Linked DNA regions of Homo sapiens: region 2 is linked to region 1. Evidence: chromatin loops called from intact Hi-C (ENCODE). Cell type or tissue: prostate gland. All regions are shown on one strand. Links, peaks and the distances in the headings refer to the core of each region. The heading gives the core; the rest is flanking DNA. Region 1 overlaps LOC105370187 (a long non-coding RNA gene). Region 2 overlaps LOC107984619 (a long non-coding RNA gene).

Region 1 (2,913 bases), core at 160-2,659:
TTAATGTTTTGACATGAATGTTACAGAACCGATTGGACTGAGCAGCTGGAAAGGGTAGAGGGCCCTCCTGAGAGAGGAGACTGCACAATGACATTGTGTAGGGTAATGCCAAGTGGGTTGGGTGTGCGGGAGAGCCCTGGGCATTGTGTTCAGGGAGCAGCTGTGAGAAGGGCTGGTCAGGACAATGGAGGGCTTAACATGGGAGCCTTGACCAGCCAGGCCAAGCGGGCTGTGCTTAGTCCAGGTGGCCCAGAGGGGCTGGGAGGCTCTTAGGCAGGGGGCACAGTGATAGGAGCAGCTTTAGTGATGTTTATCTGGCCTCAGTGTGCAAAATGGGACGGAGTGGGGAGAACCAGAAGCAGGGAGACATGCTGTGATGATCGCACAGTACTTCTGGAAGTACCCCGTGGGGTAGAAGGTGGGCTTCCTCTTTTCAGCCAAGACTCTAGAAAACAAAGAAACAAAGCAAACCATAAAAACTTCATGAGATTCTGGCTGGGCACGGTGGCTCATGCCTGTAATCCCAGCACTTTGGAAGGCCATGGCGGGCAGATCACCTGAGGTCAGGAGTTCAAGACCAGCCTGGCCAACGTGGTGAAACCTCGTCTCTACTAAAAATACAAAAGTTAGCCAGGTGTGGTGGTAGGTGCCTGTAATCCCAGCTACTTGGGAGGCTTAGGCAGGAGAATCGCTTGAACCTGGGAGGCGGAGGTTGCAGTGAGCTGAGATAGCACCATTGTACTCCAGCCTGGACAACAGGAGCGAAACTCCGTCTCAAAAAAAAACAAAAAACAAACAAAAAAAAAACTTCATGAGATTCTTCAATGAATTAATGTGGGCCTTATCCACATTCTGTTTCCTACAAACTACTCTTCAGTAAATCAATTTCCTCCCCTTGAAGTGTTTTTAAAAATGTTTCTATTTAACTCGTGTGCAGCTGCGTATCGCCTGGGCCTTGTCCTGGAGCCTGGGATGCAGTCATGTTAATCACCTTGTGAGGGGACCTGGTCAGTGTGCTTATCACTGGGCAGCCCCTAATCTCCAAAGAGAAGGAAATCCATGGAGTCAGCCACAGGAAAAACATATTATGAGAAGTGAATACTAATTACTAGAGAGGATCTGAGAAGTTCATGGATCATAGAATTGTAAAACAGCAAGGACTTCTAGGTATCATTCAATCCAACTTTCTATTTCATTGAGGAAACAGGCCCAGAGAGTTTGATGACATCTCCAAGATCACACAGCAAGTTAGCAGCAGAACAGCAGTTAGAATGTGTGCCTCCAGGCTTTCAGTAGCCTTCCACCGTGCCACATGGAATACTGTCCATTAGGAACATCAAATATACAATGAGTCAAGAAAGATAAGGTTAAACAAGGAGGAACTGTGAAAGCTAATAGCTGGGTCTGTCTATATACAGAGAAAGGTTATATGAGCACACACTGTCCTATGAATAAAAAGGCACGCGGCTTCTGTTCTCTCCAGTGTAGCTCTCTGGCATGTCATTGGCTGGTCCTAAATGGCTTGGGGACAGCTGCCCAGTGTTGGGACGTGAGGGAGGAACACTTAATCCTCATTAAGGAGGGGCTGCAGGGCGGAGGGCCAGTCCTACCACCTCCCCAGGAAGGTTTTCAGTGTCACAGCCTCTCCCTTCACAGGTTTGCAAGGGAGAAAAAAGGAGAGGACTGCAGTGGGAGAGAGGTGTTGAGAAAAAATAAGAGAGGGAGAATGTTGAAAGGTCGAGCTGAGGGCTTGGCTCAAATGTAAATGTTCAGAACATTATGAAGGCGCTTTAAATAGACCTCTCACAGGTGAACACAGTGACAGAGAAAAGCTGCCGGTACTCCAGGGAACTAAGTAAATAAGCACAGATGTCAAATATTCAGAGTTGGATGGGGCTGGGGTGGACCAGGAGCTCAGCAGAAAATACAAGAATGTCTTTGGTTTTAATTGCCAAGTCCTGTTCTATTAGATGGCACCTGAGGAGTTGCTCATATTTCAGGAAATATTTTCTGCTTAGGGACTTTCAGAGGAATAAGTGAAAATCCAGCCTCCACTCTGAACTAATGCAGTATCCGAGTCATGAGTAGGGTTCATAAATAGCTTGAGCTTTCTTGAGGGGTCCTTATGCCATTCAATGAATCTGCCCATCAGCATGTGTTTTATATATTTTCCTTGATAATGGAAACCCAATGATTATCATTAAATAATTAGAGAATCCTATATAACCCAACACATGACCCCTGGAAAAAAGCCACACGAGCTGGTGTCCTCCCAACCCTGCTGTGTTTTTCTCTCTGAGCATAGCATAAGTGGGCATAAAACAAGAGCAAAAACACAAGCAACGGCTATGTTTGGCTTTCGATTAGGCATTAAACCTCAGACAGTTGCTAAACTTCTTGAACTCCATGGCTTCAGTCCAGGTTGGAAAGCAGGTCAAACAAGTCAAGCTGAGTAGAGGATGCAATCTTTTGTTCTCAGCAGGCTTTGAAGTTTGTTTTAGGATTAATATTTAACTTTAGATCTTAACTATTTTATGCCTCAATTTCTCCACATACAGACAATACATAAATCTTGCAATGAAAGAAGATCACACTTTCTTGTAAATGTAAATAGTATAAACTCTTTCCTTTGGAGGGTAAAAAATGGTAGAGTTGGGGCTGTAGAACGGTGTGGTCCAATAGGGGTATAATGTGAGGCCCAAGCACAGGAGTGTTAACTTTCCTAATAGCCACATTTAAAAAGTCAAAACAAGTAGGTGAAATTAATTGTAATAGCATACATATTTTATTTATTAATTTTAACAGCCCATTTTTATTTTTGTATGTTAACATGGAATCAATATTTTAAAAATTATTAGTGAGATATTTTACATTCTTTTCTTTATACAAGTAATCAAAATATATACTTACCAC
Region 2 (2,913 bases), core at 149-2,648, 52 kb before region 1:
TATATATATATATAAAATCATTCTGCTTGTAAGAAAGTTAGACCCTAAGTGTTCATGAATGTCTAGTCTCCTGTTACTCTTGTCCTCATGTTGTGTCCCCCATAGAGCAAACAGACCTCCAAGAAAGGAAGATACAGTGAGTAAGACCACAGCTCTAGGCCTAGCATGGTGGCTCACACCTGTAATCCCAGCACATTGGGAGGCCTGAGGCAGGTGGATCGCTTGAGGTCAAGAGTTCGAGACCAGCCTGGCCAACATGGTGAAACCCCATCTCTACTAAAAATACAGAAATTAGCTAGGCATGGTGGCGGGCCCCTTAATCTCAGCTACATGGGTGGCTGAAGCAAGAGAATCACTTGAACCCGGGAGGCGGAGGTTGCAGTGAGCCGACATTGCTCCACTGCACTCCAGCCTGAGCGACAGAGCGACTCTGTCTCAAACAAACAAACAAACAAACAAAAGCTACGGGTCTTATCTCAAGTAAATTATTGTTAAATTTTAAGCGTTCTGCAACTTCTTGTGAGCCTATTATTATTTCAAAACAAAGTTTTAAAAAGTTTAGTGAGAAGAATAAACATAAGGAACCTATAGATTATGTGGGTTCAATACGCTGACTACCACAACAATCTGCCAGCGGACCTAAGTGCATGACACAAAGACAAAGGTAGGTCACTGCTGAATGAGGGTGATTGGCTTGGGAGTCAGTGGTAGAAAGGAGTCAGAGGGCCTGGAAGAGAATACCTATGCTTCCACTGCTCCATCAGCACATAGACGAAGCAGCTGCTGTATTCTGTTGGTTCTTTAGTTTTGAGTGACCAGGTGTAGATGTGAGTCCCTGGCATCGCAGTTCTCTGTTCCCTTCCTCACCACCAATTGCTTCCTTGTTTCACCCAAAGTTGAACTGGGTGAAACAAGTTCAACAACCCTTGGAGATGTTCTGAGGGATCAACCGTGCAGCCAGTGCAAGATTCTTTATGAAGTTCGTGTCACAGATTCATTCTCCAGCTTCTGCTTGATCCATAAGCCCCTGGCAAGCAAAATGAACTCAATGACCAGACACCAAGCAAAAAGCCTGATACTGGGGCATTGTTACTTCCCCCGTTCTGGCAGCCCTGATGCTCCTGCTAAACCCAACCTTCTCTAGTGAGTTTTCCAACTAGTTCAAATTATAAAAAAGCCAGCAGATCTGGGCACAGAGCCTTGGCTACTTTCACCAGCCGTTTTGAGTCCAAAAGCTGGTTCCTCGTTGTAAGTGGTTGCCCAGCACACGGCTCTGAAAGGAAACCTTCACAAATCCTTTTCACTTGGCCTTGTAACTTGAGCTCACGCTCCCTTTCTGGCAAGGACACTGTGGAAAATTCCCTGTGCATAGAGAGCTGGCTCCAATTCCCAGCAATTCTACGAAGTTCTCTGTAATGGTAAAAATTGGAGCAGCTTAAACATCTCCAAAGCACGGAGATCTAAAAGAGTACCTCAGGCACTGATGACAAGAAACAGAGAGTCCTGCTTTTCAGGATGGAGCTTTTAGAAGTCAGAATACATTTGCCATCAAAGGTTGTCACAGTGACTGATTCAGCCTGGAGAGTACTGCACATTAGCAAGCGCTTAATATTTGGAATTTCTTGGTAGAGCTGTCCCAGCCCGTGTTACCTTTCTTTAGGTTACCTTTCCTATTTTCTGTAATCATATGCAAACAGCTACAAGTTTGCAGAGAAATAAAGCTGGTGGGGAGGGGAGAGAGTTAGTTAGCCCTGGGGAGCAGCGTCAGCCTTGATGCATGACTTGGGATGACTCTGCCAATGTGTGACCTTGGGGAAAGTTCTGTATTTTGTTCAAATCCCGGCATCATCTATAGAAAGCAATAGAACACACAGTGCCTGCCTGATAAGGTTAATGGGATGATGGCTAAATTAGCTAATGTGTGTGTGTGTGCATGCCGCCCAGTTGGCACACCTGTATTCCTACCCCTCCTCCCTCCTCCTCCTCCTGCTATTCCTCTTCTTTTCTCAAACTGTGATTTTCAAGGTGTTTTAACTGCTGGAACTTTTAAAAAATTCAATCAAATATGCATGTAGAATCACACACAGAAAACAGATAAAAACTCAAGCTGCTGCAAATGAAGCACTGATTCTGTTCCTTCTTCCTCCCCTTAGCAGTGGCTTCCACAATTCACGAGCCATAGAGATGGCTTTTCTCATTGCCTGGGAGTCCCTGCAGGGCACATGGGATTGGATCGCAGGCCCCTGGCTGCTCCCCATCTTCCGTGGCCCCTGCCTCCCAGATCTGGGCACCTGAAACCTTACCGTAGAGGGCTCTGTGTGTTTGGGGTTTAAATAAAAGCCCTCTGGACTTGAGTCCTTTCCATTCCAAGTGTTTTTTTCTGACGAACTCATTTTCCAGAGGAACGGCTGGGCTGCCTGAGAGATCTTTGCAAGCCTGAGACTTCTTTGTTCTTGTTTAGCAGTTTGAGGAGAGCTGTATCCATTCTTGTTTTGTGTCCGTGTGTCAGGAAGCTGGGAGGCACTTGGTGTGCACAGCCTTTTACTTGGGCTTATGTGTTTACCAGGATTTTATTGGCACATGGAAAAGAGTGATGGAATGAGGTATGCTGGTGTGTGAAGGGGTCAAAGGGTAAGTCACAAAACACTTGAATGTGAACTTGAACTTGCTGTTGTGTGTTCAAGTACCTCTCGGGGTCTGAAGGCCTGTCTCTGGAGCATGGCCTCAGTGTGAGGCTGTTTCTGCAGGGCCGACCTCAGAAGGCAGCCACCACAGCTAGAATTAGGCAGAGAAACCCCTAGAACTGTAAGGGCTCCAGTACTTCCCCACATAACTCGTCCCTATCCAGCCTCCCTCTCATTTTGGCCTACTGTTTCTTGCAGGACCATCGAGAGCCTTGATGGAAGCGGCATA

What was found. Peaks named below come from ENCODE experiments on the same cell type or tissue, not always from the same donor. Only the 100,000 strongest peaks of a DNase experiment are listed, where the experiment ranks them.
Region 2: a loop joins it to region 1, with 2.0 times the contacts of the local background. A loop is called at or near these places in 4 of 110 quality-filtered maps.

Annotation. Positions count from the first base shown.
Region 1 is chr13:44,853,327-44,856,239 of GRCh38, reverse strand. The region is part of intron 3 of LOC105370187 (a long non-coding RNA gene); the gene reads left to right. Among named protein-coding and RNA genes, the nearest start is that of LINC00330, 45 kb to the right of the region's middle. In prostate gland, for the core only: no CTCF peak of the experiment used is centred there; DNase peaks (open chromatin) are centred at 1,509, 1,829 and 2,409; H3K4me3 peaks cover 412 bases; H3K27ac peaks cover 2,500 bases.
Region 2 is chr13:44,905,336-44,908,248 of GRCh38, reverse strand. It overlaps LOC107984619 (a long non-coding RNA gene), which reads left to right. Exons shown (of 2, transcript XR_001749860.1): 2 at 2,883-2,913. Among named protein-coding and RNA genes, the nearest start is that of TRE-TTC2-1, 11 kb to the left of the region's middle. In prostate gland, for the core only: no CTCF peak of the experiment used is centred there; a DNase peak (open chromatin) is centred at 1,308; H3K27ac peaks cover 2,500 bases.